2 separate regions of the Homo sapiens genome follow, and region 2 is linked to region 1. The links are chromatin contacts, found by Hi-C or POLR2A ChIA-PET in ENCODE. All regions are on one chromosome and are shown on one strand. Each heading gives the region's core, a stretch centred on a gene start or an enhancer-like site at or near the end of the contact. The rest is flanking DNA. Distances are from core to core; before and after follow the strand shown. Region 1 overlaps CAMK2B (calcium/calmodulin dependent protein kinase II beta). Region 2 overlaps NUDCD3 (NudC domain containing 3).

Evidence for each region. A loop is a pair of places that touch in the nucleus more often than their neighbours do. ChIA-PET counts read pairs that join two places held with the same protein, here RNA polymerase II (POLR2A). Pooled maps may share reads with other maps.
Region 2: a map of motor neuron shows a loop between it and region 1 (4-fold over the local background). The contact joins two enhancer-like sites. A Hi-C loop is called at or near these places in 20 of 168 maps with a recorded cell type or tissue (CD14-positive monocyte, HCT116, OCI-LY7 and 15 more), 3 of 37 single-sample maps with no recorded cell type and 13 of 50 pooled maps. POLR2A ChIA-PET finds 5 or more read pairs at or near these places in 6 of 52 experiments (BJ, MCF 10A, OCI-LY7 and 3 more).

The regions. Positions count from the first base shown.
Region 1 is chr7:44,221,614-44,225,632 of GRCh38, reverse strand. All of the region lies in intron 20 of CAMK2B (calcium/calmodulin dependent protein kinase II beta), which reads left to right. Among named protein-coding and RNA genes, the nearest start is that of YKT6, 23 kb to the right of the region's middle. RefSeq lists an enhancer at 3,512-4,019. Within about 2 kb of position 1,257, at least 4 of the 41 ENCODE cell types and tissues checked have a DNase peak (open chromatin) inside an H3K27ac peak, as active enhancers do.
Region 2 is chr7:44,472,148-44,475,727 of GRCh38, reverse strand. All of the region lies in intron 2 of NUDCD3 (NudC domain containing 3), which reads left to right. Among named protein-coding and RNA genes, the nearest start is that of NUDCD3, 17 kb to the left of the region's middle. Within about 2 kb of position 2,232, at least 4 of the 41 ENCODE cell types and tissues checked have a DNase peak (open chromatin) inside an H3K27ac peak, as active enhancers do.

The DNA of each region.
Region 1 (4,019 bases), core at 8-2,507:
AGGGGGATGCAGGCTGCAGGCTCAAAGGGGCACTGGATCCACCCTGGGTGCCCGAGAGAGCAGGGGGCAGCCCCTGGAGGGGTACTCACCCCCAGAGCTTCTGTGGTCGGCTGAGGACCCCCAGCAGGGGTTGACTGAGGGGATCAGAGGCAAGCAGCTGAGGGGAGAGGCCAGGTTCTTGATGCTGATAGGGTCGGGGTGCCTGGGCGACCAGAACTCAAGGAGGGAGGCATGGGGAGGGGCCGCCGTGCAGCTGGGGTGGGTGCACCGCAGAGCCTCTGGGAGTGGTCAGAACCCCCGACACCTGCCACTTCTACAGCAGCTCATCTGATTTTAAGGGGCTTGCTGCCCTTGCAGAAGTGGAGGGGTGTGCCCAAAGGAGCCTGCCTGGAAGGTCACCCCATCAGGTTGGCATGACCCCAGCCCAGGACTGCAGCCTGCCCTCAAGGTCTGTGCAGTATCTGGGGTGAGTCCTCTGAGGACAGGGCCCAGGGTGGGTGTGGAGTGGCCAGCTCGGGGCTCGGTGTCCAGGCTCACCTTCAGGGGCCACAGCACAGACCTGCCCTTCCAGAGTCTTCCCTGAGCTTGGCTGGGGAGGAGGGGGCTGCAGGAAGGAGCTGTGAGCAGGGCAGGATGGAGATTCGTGTGGCCCTCCTGGGAGGGGCTGGGCAGGGCTGGGAAAGGGGTGGGTGAGATGTTCCGGAACTCAGGGAAAGGAAGAGTCTGGGTACTGCCCTGGGGGCACCTGGGCCCAGGTGGCAGGTGGCCAGCTTTCTGCCTCCTTTCCACCTCCTTTCTCCAGAAGGCACCCACCAGCTGTGTAAATAGGGCAGGTGCCCACGGCCCGCCTCAGGCCCCGTCTCCTCCCCACCCACGCTCTCTAATCGCGGATTATACACAATCCAGCCTGATCCCTGGGCAGCTGCCCTCCCTCCCGCAGCCACCTCTGGCTCTGAGAGATGGGCTTGGGGCCAGCCTGGGGTCCCAGGAGTCCAGGCCAGGATGAGAACCTGCTCTGACCCCACCTGGACGCATTAGGCCTGCCTGGACCTGTTGCCTCACCCCAAGAGAGCCACAGGCAATGCAAAGGCTCCTGTTCATGTCAGGGCACCTGGAAGGCCTGACTTGCAGAGGCTCTTGGCTCGTGCAGACCCCTCCAAGCCCAGGCCCTGCCCACCACCTCCCCTTTGTCTCTGGAACTGCCAGGACAGCTTGTCCTCAGCCAGCAGGTTTCCCGACCCGGGCACCTCTTCATGTTGGGCCCCCCTCCTTTCCCTCCATCAGGGATCATGCCCTTCTTCAGGGGCCTGGATATCAAGGACACAAAAGCTCCCATGTGCTATGTGGGGAGGCAGAGTGGGGGCTGGGTTGAGCTGGGGTCTGGGCAGCGCCATTCCGCAGGGCAGGGGCAGCCTAGGCTTCCCATCTGTGGAATGGGTGGGTGGGTCTCACAACGGACCTGCTTCCCGTACTTCAGCACGGTTACCACTCTTGATTGGAACTCTGACCATGCATCTCCTCTTCTGTTTACTTCACGCTTTCTCTTCCCATCAACTCCCATTTTAATTACAATTTGTTTAAAAGCACTGCATATTACTTCATTAAACAGAAGATTAGTTTCACTTACCATTAGTGTAAGGTGACTATAGAACCAAAGCAGACTGGAAACCAAATGACATAATGTCATTCTCTTCTCCATTCCAGCTGCCTGCTGCTGTGCGCCTGAGAACCCCTGTGGAGTGGGAGGGGCAGCTGTCTCTGTACATTAGAAAGGGAGGTTAACTAAGTGACAGGAGGTGTTTGGGACATGTGGACACCAGACTTCTCTCTTGATGCAAGGAGGGCAGAGCCAGGCAGCCTAGTGGGGGCTGGCTTGGGGGCTGCTGGAAGGACTGGCTACAGGTGGAAGAGAGGTCAGACCTGAAGCTTGGGGCCACCTCCAGGAAAGGACAGGTGAAAGTGGAGGCATGAGGCAGGGGAGAGGCAGGTGCCAGGCAGAGGGTGGAGAGGAGGCAGGAACATAGCAGCTGGGGCGGGGGCGGGCCTCAAGTGTCATATGCTACTTTCCTGGGGCCCAGGGGCAAGGACAGGAACAGCCACAGCATGTGTTGGGACAGAGCCCTGTGCCTTCCTAGAGCTGGGCAGGTGGAATGGGGCAGGAATGGGACTCGTGGTGGCTGCAGCAGGAACTGGAGGGGAAGGGGCTTCTGGATCCTGCAGCCTACCTTCCTAGAGGCCAGCTTTCCGGGGTCCACCAGGTGGGTGGGAACTGGGCTTGTGTAGCAAGACTGCCCTGAGGACCATCCATGACATGGTCTAGATGAAAGTTAGGAAAGAAAGGGAGACAAGCTGGCAGCAGAAGTACAGCTGGGTCAGGAGCAAGGGCCTTTCCAGATAGGGACAACCCAAGAGTGCACATGTGCCCACGCCACACAACACAGGCACACACGACACGTGCACGCTCATAGGCACTGCACACACACATGCACAGGTGCTCATGCATATGTATGAGCTTCATCTACACACATTCACATGCCGTCCTGCTTATGTGCATGTTTCCATACATGCACATGAATGCACAATCACGTGTACACACATGCATGTGATCACATACATGAACATGTGTGCACCCCACTCCTCAGGTGCCATCGGGCTCCTCCTGCTGTCACTGTGCAGCAGGGGACATGAGGCCCCAGAGCAGACAGGTGCAGCACAGGCGTTCCCAGGCAGTGCCCCACACACATGCATGAGCACACCCGGGCATGTGGCGCCTCCTTTGTGGACTCAGTCACCTGCCAGGTGGGCTCCCTGGTGGTGTGAGCTCCCAGAGGTCTGGCGAGAGAGATAAAGGCAACCCCACCACCAGGCGTGCTGAGAATTCCCTCTTCTGGCTGGGCACAGTGGCTCATACCTGTAATCCCAGCACTTTGGGAGGCCGAGGTGGGCAGATCACTTGAGGTTAGGAGTTTGAGACCAGCCTGGCCAATATGGTGAAACCTCATCTCCACTAAAAATATACACACACAAAAATTAGCTGGGTGTGGTGGTGTGCACCTGTAGTTCCAGCTACTCGGGAGGCTGAGGCAGGAGAATCGCTTGAACCTGGGAGTCAGAGACTGCAGTGAGCCGAGATCATGTCACTGCACTCCAGCCCGGGTGACAGAGTGAGACTCCATCTAAAAAAAAAAAAGAATTCCCTCCTCTGGGAATTTAGACCACAGACAGGTTGCATGTATGTGGCCGTTGGAGGCAGCACTCACAGCAAAGAGTGGAAACGTCACCACAGGGCCTGCCTTCTGGTGAAAATGGTGTCCTGCAGGGCGGGCAGCTGTTTGAGGGCAGGTGTCCCAGGTGCGGCCTGCAGCAGCCTGAGGGTCACAGAGCGCAGTGCTGGGAGTGCAGAGACTTCCCCCACAGGGAGAGTTCCCAGGAACCTGCTTCCGGTGCACTTCTGGGGGTTTGAGTTTTTTCCACGGACGAATTACTTTGAGAAACCACTGTTACTCGTGTGTATAGGTGAGCGTGCGTGTGCATGTGTGTTCTGTGTGTGAGTGTGCATGTATGTGCGTGCCTGCGTATATATCCTCGCAGATACGGCTAGGGACCTCACTCAGGACAGTAGTTCTGCCTGAGGAGAGTGAATGCGGCAAGATTGAGGAGAACACAGGCATCTTCAAACTACATGTGCGGTGCTTTATTTCTTTAAAAATGCGTCTAAAGCAAATAGGAAAATGTTAAGATTTGAATCCGTAGAGTGTGGGTTCTATTATTCTCTCCACATCTTCCATACGTTTAAAATCTTTTGCAATGAAAATAAGCTGTAGTTAAAGCAGCAATGCAGGCTGCCAGTGAGCGCCCCGGAGGCCAGTGAGGACCAGCATGGCTGGGTGGCCTGTTGGAATCCAAGGGGGGCGGGCAGGAGCTGCAGGCAGGCGCCCGGGAGTAGCCCGGGCATGGGGGTGCGGGGCAACAGGGATGTCTGCAGGGGTAGCATGTGGGCCCCGGACTGCAAGCAGGTG
Region 2 (3,580 bases), core at 983-3,482, 250 kb before region 1:
TGGAGCACGGTGCAATTGTAGCTCAGTGCAACCTCGACTTCCTGGGCTCAAGCTGTCTTCCTACCTCAGCCTCCTGAGTAGCTGAGATCACGGATGTGTACCACCATGCCTGGCTAATTTTTAAAAAATTTTTTGTAGAGACGAGACTCCCTGTGTTGCCCAGGCTGGTCTCAAACTCCTGGGCTTAAGAGATCCTCCTGCCTCAGCCTCTCAAAGTGCTGGAATTACAGGCATGAGTGTCTGTATCCAGCCTGTTTTTTTCTTATGCATGTAAACATATACATAAATACATGTATGTATATTTATAAAATTTTATTACACTTTATCTTCTTTTATGCTGAACAGAGTATCCTTAGCATTTCCTGCATGCCTTTTGCTGATTTTGAATTTGTGATGTAGACCAGCCTGGCCAGTATGGTGACAGCCTGTCTCTACTAAAAATACAAAAATTAGCTGAGTGTGGTGGTGCATGCCTGTAGTCCCAGCTACTCGGGAAGCTGAGGCAGAAGAATTGCTTGAACCTAGGAGGCGGGGGTTGCAGTGAGCTGAGATCATGCCACTGCACTCCAGCTGGAGTGACAGAGCGAGACTTCGTCTCAAAAAAAAAAAAAAAAAGAAATGAATTTGTGATGTACACTGTTGAGTGTTGTCTACCTGAAGTGGCTCTTGTCCTTGGATGAGGGCATATGCTGCATAGTATGCACTGAGAGAGAATAATGAATAGAAAGCCAGGGGTTGAGGGATGTCTGTCTGTTTCCCCTCAGATTCAGCTATCTGTGGACCCCACCTGGGGATTGAGCCTTAGGCCACCTGGCTCAGTGTCATCTTGTGTCATAGCTGCTATTTCACCTTTCCAGTGATTCACCCTGAAACTGCACCTTCTTTAAGAAAGCTCAGGCATAAGAAGCCTCCAAGCGATTTGACTTAAATCACAAGTCAGGAAAACCTGATTTAAGTTGTTAGGAGGACTTTTAAAAAATTCTCACAAGAAACATTGCATTTTTATTTTTTATTTTGCAGTTTATTTTTATTTTGCAGTGAAGGTTATATGCTTCATTTTTAGAAAGCAGTGTTGAGTTTGCTGGATATTGAAGTTATATCAGAAAATAACCTGGTATCTTAACGTTTTCAGAGTTGGATGGGTTCAGGGAGCATGTGGTCAGGGAGGAGGAAGAGGAGTGTTAGAATCATCTGTGGAGTTTTTCCCCTGGAAAAATGTGTATTTCCAAAAATTGAGAACCAGTGATCTGCTTCCTTTTTACAGGTGAAGAAATTGAGATGTACAATGGTCAAGTGCTTTGCTTAAAATCATACATTTAGAAGGTAGGGCCAGAGAGTTATTGGGAATTGAAGCAGAACTACCTCGTGGACTAACTGAGGATTTATTTGCATTGATGTGTTAGAAAAAAGCAACTAATTACCCTACTATCTGAGAGATACTTTTTAAAAACTAGCCAATTTCTTTTAAAATAACCAACTTCTATTTGAATATTTTTCTATAATAATAGTTCTTCTTTTTATGCTAGCTTGGTTTTTTTTTTTTTTGATGTTGGAAAGGTAATATATGTACTTCACAAAATGTTTATTAGGTAGAATTTGAAATACAAAAGACAGTAGACAGAAGAACATGACTCCTCATGTGCTCATTGCCCAGTTCCAACAGCAGCCTGCTTTTCTCCCTCCTGGTTTATTTTGAAACAAATTCTGCCTTGTATCATTTCATCTGTAAATATTTTCAGCCACTGTTTAAACTTCCAGTTTTCTTATAGTGTCCTAATTAAAAGAAAGTTTTGTTTGAATCAGGCTACTAATAAGGCTCCAAACACCAATGCCTCATAGTCAACCCTCCATTTTTCTCTCTTTTTTTTCCCTCAAAATTTATTTGGTAAAGTAAATCAAGTTGTTTGTTTGTATTTCCCACTAGCTGGATTTTGCTGATTATTACCCACATGTGGTTTAGCATGTCCTTTGTCCTATTTCCTATAAGTTGGAGTTGGATTTAGGGTAACATTTTTGAAAGTTAGGAGAGTATGTAATAGAAGCAGGTTCTTCCTAAAGATGACTGTTGTTCAATATCATCTTTTGCAAAATTTTAATATTTTATATGTATGTATATATTTTCCCTACTATATATAGTACACATGCACAGACAAAAGCACATCAGTGAATGTTGCCTTTGTCATATCCCTGGAATGTGCTGTGAACCCTTGCACTAGATAAGCAGCTGACACTGACTGAATACTTCCTGTTGCCAGGTAGCTTCTCCTTAGTGTACACATAGGTTTTTCACTGTCCTCACAACTCTTTGAGGCCGTTCTGTTGCCTTCCCATTTTGTAGTTTAGGAAACTGACCCAGGCTCATGTTGTTGAGCAGTGGAACCTAGTTTGCCTTTGGGTGGTTTGCCCTGAGATTCTCCGCTACGTTAAAATGCTGATGTTCATATTGTTTGGTCCATAAAACATAAAATAAAATAAAATGCTTGGGTCCTTGCTCTAGAGATCTGATTTAATTGGTCTGAGTGTGGCCTCTTCTGTGTCATGTCTGGATTTTCAGAAACTTTCCAGGTGACTCTGATGTGTGGCCAAGATGTTTACTAACTGCCATGTAGTATTCTGCTGTGTAGATCTTATTATTTAATGAGTCCCCAAGGGGTGTGTACTTAAGTTGTTTCCCGTGTGCCAGCATCACAAATGATGTTGCAGTGAATATGCGTTTAAGTGTCTCTTGGAACATGTGTATGAATATCAGCTAAATGAATTCCCAGAACAGGAATTACTGGGTCAAAGGGTATGGCGTTTGTAATTTTGATGGATGTTGCTAAATTGGCCTCAGGGAGTTTGTGTCTGTTCTCTCACTGCTAGGTTGCTAGGTTGTCTCAGAGTACCCGACCCCATCCTAGGTGTTAGCCAGAGTCCCTAACTCCTTTCTGGGCTACTGTTACCTTTTCTTCTTTGGTTTTCTTTGAAATGTCGTTCACTTTTGAAATATCTTGGATTTAACTTTGTATATGTTTCTGTATTTTTTTCCATTCTTTGTATCTACAAATACTAAACCATTTGTTCATTTTGTTTGTTAGCACAACGCTATTTTGTTTCATAGCTTTATAATACATTTTAGCACTTGGTAGAACTAGTGTTTAATCTTTTTACCCCCAGACTTTTCTCAAATATTCCCGTAAATTAATTTTTGTGTATGAAAATTCTGTTGAAATATTCATTGAGAATACATTAAATTTATGTTTTGGATTAGGGAGAATTGACATCTTTACATTATTGAGTCTTTTGGTCTAAGAAAAGGTTATGTCTTATTTACTCAAGTCTTGCTTTATGTTCTTTTGTAGAATTTTAATCTTTTTATTCAGTAAGTCCTATACACCAATATCGAATTCTCTTACTGGTTTCTAATAGTTTCTCAGTTGATTTTCTTGGATTTTCTAGGAGTGCAGACTATTTCTTATTTATAGTAGTATTTTAGTAACAACTATATTTAGTAATACATCATTTATGTATTTGTCACATTTAGAATTCTAAATGTAATTGTATTTTTTTCCTCCTCCTCAAAATTTGTTGCTGAGCAACT